Linked DNA regions of Homo sapiens: region 2 is linked to region 1. A link is a contact called in ENCODE Hi-C or POLR2A ChIA-PET data. All regions are on one chromosome and are shown on one strand. Each heading gives the region's core, a stretch centred on a gene start or an enhancer-like site at or near the end of the contact. The rest is flanking DNA. Distances are from core to core; before and after follow the strand shown.

Region 1 (6,368 bases), core at 3,515-6,014:
AAATTCTTGGGCACACAAAGATTCCTACTAATTTGTTTGCTTTCTGTGTATATGAAATAGGACTGATGGAGACCAAATAAACTGGATGTGAATTCTCCTTTCTACATCTAAGAATCACTTCTCTCTTTTGTTTTCCACAAGTCAAAGAATTGATTCAACTAGTAGGTATGAGTTACACACTTATTAGAAACAAATAATGTGTCACGGCATGGTGGCTCACACTTGTAATTCCAGCACTTTGGGATGCCCAGGAGGAAGGATGGCTTGAGGTCGGGAGTTCAAGACCAGCCTGGGCAACATAGTGAGATCCTGTATCTACAAAAAATAAAAATAAAAAATGAAACAAGACAGAAACAAACAAACAAACAAACAAACAAACAAACAAACAAACAGATAATGTGATGTGGTAGAAAAGGCACTGGGACTAAATTTATTATAAGTTCTCAATCCTTATTAGCACTCTGTCTCTCTCAGCTTCAATTTCCTCATCTGTAAGCTATCCGTTAGCCTCACTTTTTAAAAAAATCTATAAATTGTCTGCTAGTAAATTGCTCTGAAGCTAAACTCAAACAATAGTCCCTTTTGAATTGTTCTGTTATCTCATGTTCTGGGGCATGCTAATCCACTGATTGTAGTACCTGATAATGTCTCCTTATAATGAATCCCTTTTTTATGTGGCTTTAATTTTTGTGTGTGGGCTTATTTTCAACTGGAATTATTTTTGATTTGTATGAATCATGTATGTTCAGTTCTGTGGAAATATCTTTATAGGTTTTATATTTGCCATGGCTGAGTATCCCAAGGGTTTCATTTGTCTAGGATGAATTTTTGCAGTATTTTATGAGTTTAAGATCCCAACACCATGTGGATGATATTTATTTGGAGTCCATATCTGCATGTGGCACATGCTAGGGCTTTGGAGCCCACCAGACCTGAAGCTTCTTTGCTTCTACCCTGGGCCCTCTTGGGAAGTTCTCCTGTTCCCCTTACACAAAGCAGGCAGTGTGTGAGTTCTAGCTCACACTTGGGTTCAAGGCCTCATCTCTGATTTTTCAGGGGGATTTCATGATTCTAGTTCCTTGCTGTTAGAGCCTCTCACCATGTCTGATACCCCCTGGGATTCTGCTGCATTAGTTCATGCTATGAATTTCATTGTGTTTTGGGGGGTATCTGGAAATTTCCCTTTGTCTTTTGAGTTTGGCTTTTAGAAAACACTTAATAGTTTATCTACACCTCTAGTATCTTTGTCAAGAGGATCTTCTTAGCTCAATTTGCCATGTTGTTGGAAATGAAAATCAAGTGTATATTCTTTATGAGCACTTTCCCTTGGTTAGCCATTTTATTTCATAAAGTTACGCTTGTTCAGTGGCAGAAGCATTGCTTCTCAAACTGCCTGTGAACCCCTTTGGGATCTTGTTAAATGCAGATTCCAATTCCCTAGGACCAGGAGCTGCAATTCTGCATTGTTAACCAGCTCCTAGGTGATGCTGATGCCCCTGACCAACTCTGGGTAGTGAGGTTTTGAGCTAGGGCAGCAGTAATCTCTTCCCAATTGCCAATTTATGAGTTGCTGGAATTCATCTAGTGTGGTTGCCTGATAAAATCTCCACTCATTTTGTTGCTCTCACAAATGAAACTTCATGTTGAAAGCAGTTTTAAAAAATGTAAAGAGTTATAAAATATTTCTTCATTTGGAAAAAAAAATCTATAAATTCAAAATGGAATGGAATAAAACTGACCTTTAAAGCCCTTGAAAATACCCAGAAGTCCTCATCTGCTTTACCCAAAGCTCCCTTCCACCTCCTTTTCCTTTCATTAAGTCCATTTTTCCTCAAGCTAAAATTCCAGGCAAATTAATAAAAGAATTAACTTTCTAATTTAATTTAAGTTTTCCTTCTATAATTATGTATTAATATTGATTTCTTTTTTGTTGTTATGGTTTTGTAGGGCCTGTAGCCTAGTAACTTACTCATGGTTAACATCGATTCAAGAGAACAGAGTATTTGAGTTTCAAACAATTGGTGTACCAGGTGAATCTTCAGAATACGAGAGATTGTATGACCAAAGATTCAAGTGAGGTTACAAGGTCGTCATGTCCTTATGTAGGCAGGGCAGCATCTTCCAGACTTTCTCCATGTACCCCAAAATGCAGAAAAGCAAAGCAAAACAAAAGTTGATTGGCATCCTGGCTGGTCTAACTTTAGCTATTTACAGCTTAATTTTATGGACTACAATGCCAACAATTTGCATGCCCTGACAGGTAGAAAGTCAAGCTAAGTTCTCAGGACACAAGACAAATAGGAAAGTTATAGCTGTCCCTGGGAGGGAAAGGATCAATAATGAATGGGTACCCCAAATCACATTTACATAGGAGTCACAATTCAAACAAATGATTTTCTCTTGATAATCAGAATTTGGGAAGTAGGGGAAAAGAAAAAGTTTTTAACCTTCTTCTCTCCACGGGGTGCTACTGATAAAGATCCAGGAGAGCTGACCTTGGCAAGAATTCTTACCTGTCTCCAGCTTTTTGTCAGTTGTCCCAGATCTCATCTGCAGAGTCTGGAGTGAGTGGGGTGTATCAGCTGTCCCTTTTTGGGTGCCAGAAACTGTAGAGGATGAAAAATGTTTATTTTTCTCACTTGTAACAAAAGACACAGTAACAAGAGAAAAGCATACACATTTATCTAATACAAGTTTTATGTGACACAAAAGCCTTCAGAAATGAAGACCCAAAGAAATAGGGAAACCTGTGTATTTCTATGCTGTTTGATGAAAAAGTGGTTAGTTGTGGAGAAGTAGGATTAGGCAAAAGGAGCATGATCTAATGGTAATAAACTGGGGTGGCAGGGAGGAATTGAGGCCAGTTTAGATTCTTCTGTCTCTGTGTCTTCAGACATAAGAATGTTCCTTTCCTCTCTGTATAAGATGGGTATGTTAAATCAAGTTTAGCCTAAAGCTGCCTCCTTACATATTTTAAGTTCGGCCTAAAGCCTTCTCTATACATCGTGAACTATAACCTAAATGGAGTTGTATACAGACTGTAGCCTACTCTTGTGCCAATCACCGAGTTTTGGTGGATCAAAAGTGGCCAACTGTTCAAACCCTGTTCAAATAAGACAAACAACAAACTGCAACCGATCCAGCTGTTTCTGTACCTCACTTCCATTTTCTCTTTGTCATGTTCCTTTTTCTGTCCATAAATCATCTTCTTCCACCACATGGCTGAACTGGAGTATCTGAGCCTACTCTGGCTCAGGAGGCTGCCTGGTTCTTTGCTCAATTAAACTCTTTTTTTTTTTTTTTTTTTTTTTTTTTTAAGAGACAAAGTCTCCCTATATTTCTCAGGCTTGTCTGAACTCCTGGGCTCAAGCGATCCACCTGCGTCGGCCTTCCAAAGTGCTGGGATTATAGGCGTGAGCTACTGTGCCCCTCCTCAATTAAACTCTTTTAAATTTAATTCAGCTAAAGTTTTCCTTTTAACAGGTACCTCTCACCTGAGGGTCTGTGACCTACTTCAGGAGATGGTCAGAAGACTCTTTGCTAGGTTTTATGGCCTGCTTCATGGGAGAAGGGCAGGAGGAGGTCAGAGAGTTCTTCCTGCTTCTCAAATGTCAAAGTGCCATATTTTGGGGTAGTGCATTCTGAACCCCGTTATGGCCAAATCAGTGTTGCCTTTAGAATTAACCAGGGGCATAGAGTAAGGTGTGAAACATGTTGGCCTCCCCCATGGACTTATAGAGAGCTGGAGGTGATCTTACAACTGTGGGGCCTGGGGGCAGTCCCTCAGGACCTCCAGAAAGAGCCAATCTTGACACCATCTTGATTTTGAACTTCTGGCCTTCAGAACTGTGAGAGACTAAGTTTCTGTTGCTTTAAGGCACCTAGTCTATGATAATCTAATACAGCCACGGGAACCTAATACAGTGAGTATAGCAGGAACACTAATATTTATTGCAAGTCCTAAATAAGTTTTACATTCATTATTTTATTCTTAATGACCATGTGATGAAGTAGGTACTGTCATTATTTCCATTTTACAGGTTAGAAAACTCAGGCTCAGAGAGGTTAGTTAAATAGCTGGCCCAAGGTCACACAGCTAATAAGGAGTGAAACTAGGATTCAAACCCAGAGCCCCCTCCCCTTAAAAACAATATACCTCTAAGGTCTTCCTCCTCCCTATCAGTATCATGGTGGCAAAATATCATACTTCTGTGTGGTATTTTCTTTATTGGTCAGGGGGACCAGCACTTTTTTCTCCACCACAGTTGATGGTGTTCAGTGCTTTAACGCGGTGGTCATGAGGCCTCTTGAAAATCCAACAGAGTAGAACATATGGCTTGATGTCTTCAAGTGAATCATTCTACCTAAACAGGCAACTTACATAGGAAAGCTACACTGTCCCAAGTTGCAGAGGTGTAGAGATGTGAAACACATTCCTTCCTTTGAGAACACAGCACAGCGCAGGGTCTCTTTCGGCAGGACTGCACCATTCAGTTTGGCACTTTTTCAGGAACTCAGTGCTGGGAGGAACAAGGGAAAATGTGAACGTTTTCAATTCAGCTCTTGAAGGGACAGGGGATTATTTTTAAAAATAAACCCTGGGGAAACACTTAAAATCATAACTAGCAGGAAAAAAATCCATTGAAAACATTTTTAAAAACAAGGTGTATATTCGTACCAGGACACTCTATTCTGGAGCAAGCAGCCCAGAGAGAAGCACTCAGGCCTGAAGCCTCTTTAAGATGCCCTTCCCTGCTGGAGAGGGCCTGTGGGAGGGAGCAGGTTTCCAGGGCATGGTCAGTCTGGGAAAGTTTCCAGAGAGCAAAGCCTACTTGGATGCTGGCATCTCCTTCTGCTGTCATGGAAACATCTACTGGGGGCCAAAACCAAGGCAGATTCTTTTAGCTTCATCATTGGAAGACTGACTTTTCCAATCTTGATGTTATAATGATCAGTTCAGAAGCTTCTGTCAAATGTTGTGAAAGCTGGTTTTTAAAATATGGTACTTGGCCTCCTTGGTTTATGTTTGAGGGTACATGGCCCACTGTCAGGAGACATTTAACCCAAAGATCTCTACACTCGGTCAGAACTCAGTGGTGGCTTGGGGACTTTACATTTGAGTGTTCCTGGAAGAAATGGAACTTTCCTAATAACAAAGATAATAATAAGGCATATTTTAAGGCACTTTAGCATTTAATAATTGCATTTGTCTGTACTACCTCACTTAATTTTCACAACCACCTTGTGATGTGACTATTACTTCAGCATGACAGACCTGAGGCTCAAAGCCTTAGAAAGAGAAAGGCATCAGACCAATTTGCTTACATTGAAAACTATGATTAAAGGAGATTGTGTGTAAAGCACTAAGAATGTAGCCTGGCATGTAAGTAATATGCAATAAATGCAGCCACCTGTCATCACCCTCATTCTGCTTGGCTGTTGTTATTAATTACTACCTAATAGAGTTGGCACTGCAGCCCAGGTTGCTGACTCCACACTGCCAATTTTTTTCTCAAACACGAGAATGTTCCTTCCTACTTGACCTTATTTCTTTAGGAGTTTTTTCTCTACTTAAAAAAAATTTAAGCCAGTTAGCAAACCAATGGATTATGAGAACAATTTAGATGCAAAATGTTACTCCACCCATCACTAGGTTGATTGGGATAATCTGGCTGGACAACACTTGCAGGTCAACATGAAATATACATATTAAAAAAGATGGGTCTTTCAGATAAAGGACTGAAGTCATGTAGAGTCAATAAGCAGAAGGCTCTGGTAAATCAGTGAGACTATCGAAGAAGGTGCAGCATTTGAGAAGCTGGCAGAGCAGGGGTTTTCTTGGACATGCAATGTGCACACAGGTAAATCCCTTCATACCTTCAAAGGTGGTAGGGATGTACACATACCAACTCTAGCTGGGGAGGCTGTGTTGGAGGGGATGGGAAGGTCTATAGTTCCCTGGATTGGGCTTGACCCTGTTCACAGACTGACCCTTGCCCAGGATAAAGAGAAGAAGGTATGGAGGATGTCTTCCCTTCCATGTCTTCTGGACACTCCCACACAAACAGTTCTTGTTTTCTCAGCTGTTAGCCAAGAAGAAAAGCATCCCCATTCCCCTTGAGCAGAAAGCTCGATCTATCCTGTAGATATTTGTGAAGAGGGGGGTTAGGGGAGGAGGTTATGGAGAGAACATCTGGTCTGACTGACATACTTATGATCATGAGCCTGGTGATTATTGACTGGATGTTCTCACTGCCCACATTGTGGGTGCCATTTGCAGAGTCTTAGGAAAGTATAAGAAAGGAGAAAAGGAGGCAGTTGCATTTCAGCCCACCTGCAGGCAGAAACCAAAGCTTGTCTCTCAGGGG
Region 2 (6,525 bases), core at 937-3,436, 72 kb after region 1:
TCATCAAGTTTTCCACATTCACTCTGCATTTTCGCTGCCACTCTGTAGTTTGGGTTCTCATTTCATCTTATTTTGACTTATTGTCTCTTACCCAGGCATCCTGATTCTGCTCTGTTCTTTCTTTCATTCATCCTGAATGCTTTCCTCATGCTAAAGTCATGGATTGGAGCAGGACACCTCTTCCATCCACATCTCTCTCCAGGAAGGCAAATGGTCCTTAAGCTCATTTTAAGAAACCCTGAATAGATCACATTCATTTATAGACCATTTAGTCTCCCTCCTTTAATTGTTTTCTGACCTCTGACTATCCAAACCATCTTGAGTATATAGACATGGATTAATAAGATCTAGAAAAATCCCAACATGGTTACATCCAAAGACGAGAAAGCCCTGGTAGATTGTTGGGATAAATGTAACACCCTCTTGGCCTCATTTCAGAAGACTTTAAAAAAAAAATCTTTAAATGTCCTTCAGAAAAAATTGCCTTAAGGCCTAGAGAGAAGCAGGAGCTCCTAATTCCAGTTTGACCCTTTGAACTGTTCCAGGGACCTACTCTAGCCCTCAGCTCCAGTTATGGGACCATGTGGTTTTAGGAATGTGTAGGATTTATAGCTTAAAAAATGCCAGAAAATCAGGAATTTAAATCCCTCCTGATTTATGCCTGGCTTGTCAAAGGCTCTAGCGATTTTAGAGATGCCGAATCTCTTAGTACGGCTCCAAAGCATGAGCTGTGTCTTGCTTTTCAGCCGATTGTTATTAACAATGGTTGCCTTTAACGCTTTACTGGCACTCAGCTGTAATCTTTAAACTTGGTCCGTTCCTGCTTTGGGAGGTGTTATAAATTTCATGATTCAAAAAAATTATAAATAGGAACATTCTCTGACTTTTTTAGCCAACATTTCTGAGACTCATTACCTGGGGGACGGAGGCTTAAGTATCCTTTATTGGTGCTCGCACATCTGAGCTGCTCTCTTGTTGATGCTAAAAGTGTGCAGTCCATCCGTACTAAAGAATAATTCTTTACCAGAGAAGAGACAAATGCAAGCACACTCATTTGTTGTCTGTATTTGTGGTTGCTTATTATGCATCCTGGAGCATTTGGTGCAGAAAACTAGACCCTCCTCCCCCACATGGTTACTGTAAGCGATTTAAATCAATCCCTTTTATGCAGCAGTGGGTACAGGAAGCACAATATACAGCCACTAAATATGCCATTTAAATTCTTCTCAGGCAAAGGTTAAAAGAAAGGTGGGGGGAGGAGCCCGTAGAGCAGAGATTGCCGAGGTAGCTGTATTCAAATATTTTTGATAGGTTTCTAAGATACATGTCTCTTTTGCTGAAGCAAATGCATTCGTGTCTGAAAAGAAAACAAACAGGGAAAATGTTAGCTCTTGTGCTGATGAGCTCATGAGAAATGCCAAAAGAGTCGTTTGTGCACAGCGTCAAATATCAGGGGTTCTTTATTGTGGAGCTCTGATGCTCAGAATCAGGCGGAACGTTTCCATGACAACTAATAGATGTTATGTTTATTTACTGAGTGGCAGGGAATGACAATGTGAGCAACTGACATTTTAGTTTCTTTTTCCTCTTTTTTTTCCCCAGTAAGGATTTGTTTTAGTCAATGAAAATGGCAACAACATCTTCCATTTTTATTTGTCAGAGCTCCTATGGCAAAAATAAACAGCAGTTTAATTTGATTCAGTTATTCTCTGAAACATACTTTCAAGGCCCATCGCTTTATGGCCTTGGAGAGTGTTTTCAGCGGGCATTTGCTGGCGAGAAGATGGTTGGCAAAGTAAAAAGCAAATTTCACCTTTTATTCACTTGAAAATGATCTAATAACTGCATTCCGGGCCATCTGAATTTATCTAGATCTCATTAATGTCCTCTAAATTTCAGGTGACCTTGTTTATGCTCCTACTGATATATTCGTAAAAAGGGTGTCTTAAGACCTGTAACAAGACCACAACCTCAGCAGAGCCAGGAGATGAGGTTGCAGGGAGGGTTGGACAGACCCTCACTGGTTATAATGATATATTCCACACCGTTATCTGCCTGTGGCTTGTCTGCCCTCTAAATTATCTGCAGTTAATTTTTAATGCTGAACTGGCTTCCTCCTACTATCCAGCTGGTGTGTGCTCAAGGGATATAAACCAATGTTAGCATTTGCTTTAAGAAAACACACTTAGGAAGGCAAGCTGCTGGTGGGGGTGTGGATGGATGTTCATATGATGCGTGCTAAAGCAAAGAATTGGCATTTCTCTTAGTCCCTGTTTTGTATTATCTCTGCTGCTGCTCTGATTAATTTGAACAATTGAAACTTGAGATACTTTGGGCTTTTGAGGAAAGAACTCCAAGTGCTGTAGGAAACAAAGTCAGTGTGTGACTATTAGGAGGTGCTCAAAGTGTTATTTCCAGAAAACACACTTCTCCCATCTCCTGTTGTCTCAGGTAGAAATTGGCTTATCTCAGAACAGTTCCATCACTTCATTAAACTTATCTATTGAAGGCCTGTTTTACTTTTTTCTTTTTTTTTTTTTTTTTGGGACGGAGTCTCTCTCTGTCATCCAGGCTGGAATGCAGTGGCTCGATCTCAGCTCACTGCAAGCTTTGCCTCCCAGGTTCACACCATTCTCCTGCCTCAGCTTCCCGAGTAGCTGGGACTACAGGTGCCCACCACCATGCCCGGCTAATTTTTTGTATTTTTTTAGTAGAGACAGAGTTTCACTGTTTTAGCCACGATGGTCTCGATCTCCTGACCTTGTGATCTGCCCGTCTCAGCCTCCCAAAGTGCTGGGATTACAGGCGTGAGCCACCGTGCCTGGCTAGGCCTGTTTTTCATGCTAGAATGTAAGCTTCTTGAAGGCAGGGAGTGTGTCTTCCTTATCTTTGTATCCACAGCACCGTGCACAGTTTGACACAGCAAGCATTCAAGAAAGCTTTGTGGAATCAACAGATAATGAATGAGTGAATGATCACAACCCAGCTTGTGTCATCTCAGCTACTGGGTGGAATCAGGCATTCCCTCTTCTGATCATGCAGTCATGACAGTGCTCCTCACGTGGTCCTGTTGGCTTCTAGTTCTGTGGAATGAATGTATGAATGAGTGTCCACTTCAGGATGGGAGCCAACATTTCTCAAGGGCGTGCTCTCCTGTTTTGCAGTGTACACATCCACGTGCACATGCACACAGCAAATAATTCAACAGAAGAGTAACAAAGGAAAGAAGTATATTCTCATGAGACCATATCTAGCCCTGAGGAAAATGTGGGCGATTAGGAAGAACACTGAATATCTGAAAAACTGGGATTTTCTGTCACTAGTCACAGTATCTTTGGGTCTCAGCAACTTCACTTCTAAAATGAGGGGTGTGGACCAGAGGTACTTTTCCCAAATTGTGTTCCAGTGGACACCAGTGTCTACTAGGTGTTAATAGCTCTTCTGACACAAACAACCAAGAGAAACCAAGCACCATGTGAAACGAAATTCACCAGGAATACCTGGCATCCCATAAGTCTGAGAGGTCTTAGGAAATATGTGGCTTCTGCTGTCCAATGTCTTCTGTGATTATGCAACCAGGCATCTTTCCAGAGGGAGCCTGTTGTAGTGTGTTTGTGCTGCTACAGCAAATTACAAATTACTTAGTATCTGAAAACAGTATCTGATTACAAATCAGTATCTGATTACAAATTACTCAGTATCTGAAAAACAGAAATGTTTTTCTCACAGTTCTGGAGGCTGGAAAGTCCAAGATCAAGGTGCTGGCATTTTTTCTGGTGAGGGCCTTCCTGCTGCAACCTCACAAAGCAGAAGGAGGAAGAGCAAACTGGAGCAATGCTACATGAATTCTCTTTTACAAGGGCCTTCATGTCATTAATGAGGGGGAAGTCTTCATGGCCTAGCCATCTGCGAAAGACCCCTCATCTTAATGCTATCACATTGGCAACACCTGAATTTTGGAGGGGAGCTATTCAAACCATAGCAAAGCCCAGGGACAAAAGCACTACTTTTTCCAAACATATTTGATAATTAACCACTTTGCTGAAGGAGACATCTAGATTTCCATGAAACGCTGGGATCCTGGGCTGGTGGTTCTTTCCTCAGGGGAAAACAAGCTTGAGGTGATGGAAATTCTGAGTTAAACTCTTATTTTGTTGTGTTACTTAGTCACATTTTAAAAACTCATTATATTTTGCCCACATAATAGAAAAAGAGTAGAGACTTAGAAAATTGAGGTAATATTATAGATAATCAATAAGAAAAAATCTGTACCACTCACTTGTGGTTTGTCTACACTTATGATAGTCCCCACTGATAATGATCAGATTACTAATCCCCCATAAGTGTAGATTGAATCAGGTTTGGAAAATTTGTGACTTCTGCCACATCTTCTAGGTTTGCCCAGTCAGGAGGTTTGTACAGTGGCTTCTACCATGGGGTATTCTGGTGTGAAGATCACAGAGGAGGAGGAGAAAGAAAATTAGTCTGTTGATCTTCTATTGCCACAAGACTTCCTCATCTCTGCTTCTGATATACTGTTTTCAGATTTATTATCAAACACAGTAAGAATTCGTCATTGTCCATAAGGTAAAATATGCCCAGGATACAAATACATGGAATTTGGGGGAAAAAGGGGAAGGAGAGGAAGGTAACTGTATTTATTGAGCAGCCACTATATGCTAAGCTTAATGCTAGGCATTTTGCAAGTGCACTGGGAAATGCCAGAATCATTATCCCCTTTACGTACAAGTAACCTGAAGTTCATGGTGACATGAGGGTCATTGGCTAAAAAGGGGCAGAGCCTAGATTCAAATCCTGATGCTTATGATATCAAAGTTTATAAGCTTTCTATTTTATTCTGGTGAGGGGAGAGGATACAACCTAGATAGAGTTAACACTAGCAACCATTAACAATGCTTAACTAAGTCAGAGGCAATAAGGCAAGAGGAGAAGGCATCATGGATTTGGTTGTTAGGGATGGAATCAAACAAGACACGGGATTTGAGCTGATCTTTTCAGAATCAAAAGGATTTAGAGGCACAGTTGGAATCACGATTAAACAAAAAGCCACACATGACTTCTGGTGCTTTGCAGATTTATGGCTGCATGGCAATCTTAGAAAGAAGTGAGAGGGCTTTAGGGCCAAGTGCAGGGTTATCCCAGGTACATCACAGCTTGCAGAAACTTATGGTCCTCAGGACATGGCAAAATTATAGACCTTCATGGGTTCCCTGAAGTTGCTGCAATGGGCTATTCCTACTTGAGCTCTCAGTGGCAGATTTCATGATCTGGCCTTTGTAGTGGCTCAAATAAGGTCATTACACAGTGAAAAAGAAAAACATGGAAGCTTAGTTGGGAATGGGCAAGAAGACAGAATTGTCAAGAAAGTTCTAGTAATCATGCATTTTGGTCCCCTCTGCTTTCTTGCATGAACTGTCTTTTAAATTACTCCAAATGGACCCTAACCATGGTTGGTTCTCCACTTAATACAGCTGCAAAGGACTGGTGAATGCTGTGGAATTCTGTCTCCCTTTGAAATTATTATTGGTTTTATGTTTCCACATGACAACATCAGCAGGTTTTGGTTAAGTCTAATTGCTGTCCCCTAAGCAGCACCTGTTCATTTTTCTTTTTCAGTGCTTAGGGGCATTCTTCTGTGGCATAATTTCGGTGATCAGAGTAACACCTGAATAATGATCCATCAAATTTTTAAGTTAGTCGTACAGCATTTGGAACCTGAGTTTTGGGTCACAAACATAATGCTTTCAAAATGTTGAGCGTGTCCCACTTTAATAGAGCCCTTCTCCCCTGCATTTTTTTTTTTGACTGGATGTGCCTACAAATACAAATTAGTTATAGAGCTTGCTGAAAATGTGTTTTAGGATGAGTGTTTGGCATTACCTCCAACAGAGTCAAAGCTTGGAAAATGATTACAGTCATATGACTTTAGAAGTAGAGGGGGATATGTTACAGATAGGCCCATCCTGGAGTTTTTAAACTATGCCTGATGGAGCCGAAGGGACTCTCCAGAGCTGTCCCAGGAAGGCTGGGCTCCAGGTCTCCATCCCACTACAAATGGGCAGCTCCTCTCCCCCACTTTTTTTTTTCTAAGACAGAGTCTCACTCTGTTGCCCAGGCTGGAGAGCAGTGGTGAGATCTTGGGTCACTGCAACCTCTGCCTCCCAGGTTGAAGTGATTCTTGTGCCTCAGCCTCCCCAGTAGCTGGGATTACAGGTGAACGCCACCATGCCCAGCTAATTTTTGTATTTTTAGTAGAGATGGGGTTTTACCACATTGGCCAGGCTGGTCTTGAACTCCTGACCTCAGGTGATCCAGCCACCTCAGCCTCTCAAAGTGCTGGGATTACAGGTGTGAGCCACTGTGCCCGGCCCAGATCCTCCCTTTACTGGAACTCCTTGTGGGATTTCATTTCAAGAATGGCTCCATAGCTATCAGAAAGTCTGGAAACCACATATCTAGTCTAAAACCTTTATTCCAGATGAGAAATAATGAGGCCTAGAGAAG

The links. A loop is a pair of places that touch in the nucleus more often than their neighbours do. ChIA-PET counts read pairs that join two places held with the same protein, here RNA polymerase II (POLR2A). Pooled maps may share reads with other maps.
Region 2: a loop to region 1 is called in a map of astrocyte of the cerebellum, with 3 times the contacts of the local background. The contact joins two enhancer-like sites. A Hi-C loop is called at or near these places in 2 of 168 maps with a recorded cell type or tissue (astrocyte of the cerebellum and posterior cingulate gyrus) and 2 of 50 pooled maps. POLR2A ChIA-PET finds 5 or more read pairs at or near these places in 2 of 52 experiments (CD8-positive, alpha-beta T cell and H1).

The regions. Positions count from the first base shown.
Region 1 is chr7:25,284,292-25,290,659 of GRCh38, forward strand. No RefSeq gene overlaps it. Among named protein-coding and RNA genes, the nearest start is that of NPVF, 59 kb to the left of the region's middle. Within about 2 kb of position 4,765, at least 2 of the 41 ENCODE cell types and tissues checked have a DNase peak (open chromatin) inside an H3K27ac peak, as active enhancers do.
Region 2 is chr7:25,358,490-25,365,014 of GRCh38, forward strand. LOC124901604 (a long non-coding RNA gene) reads right to left here. Exons shown (of 2, transcript XR_007060262.1): 2 at 1-1,357. Among named protein-coding and RNA genes, the nearest start is that of NPVF, 130 kb to the left of the region's middle. Within about 2 kb of position 2,187, at least 2 of the 41 ENCODE cell types and tissues checked have a DNase peak (open chromatin) inside an H3K27ac peak, as active enhancers do.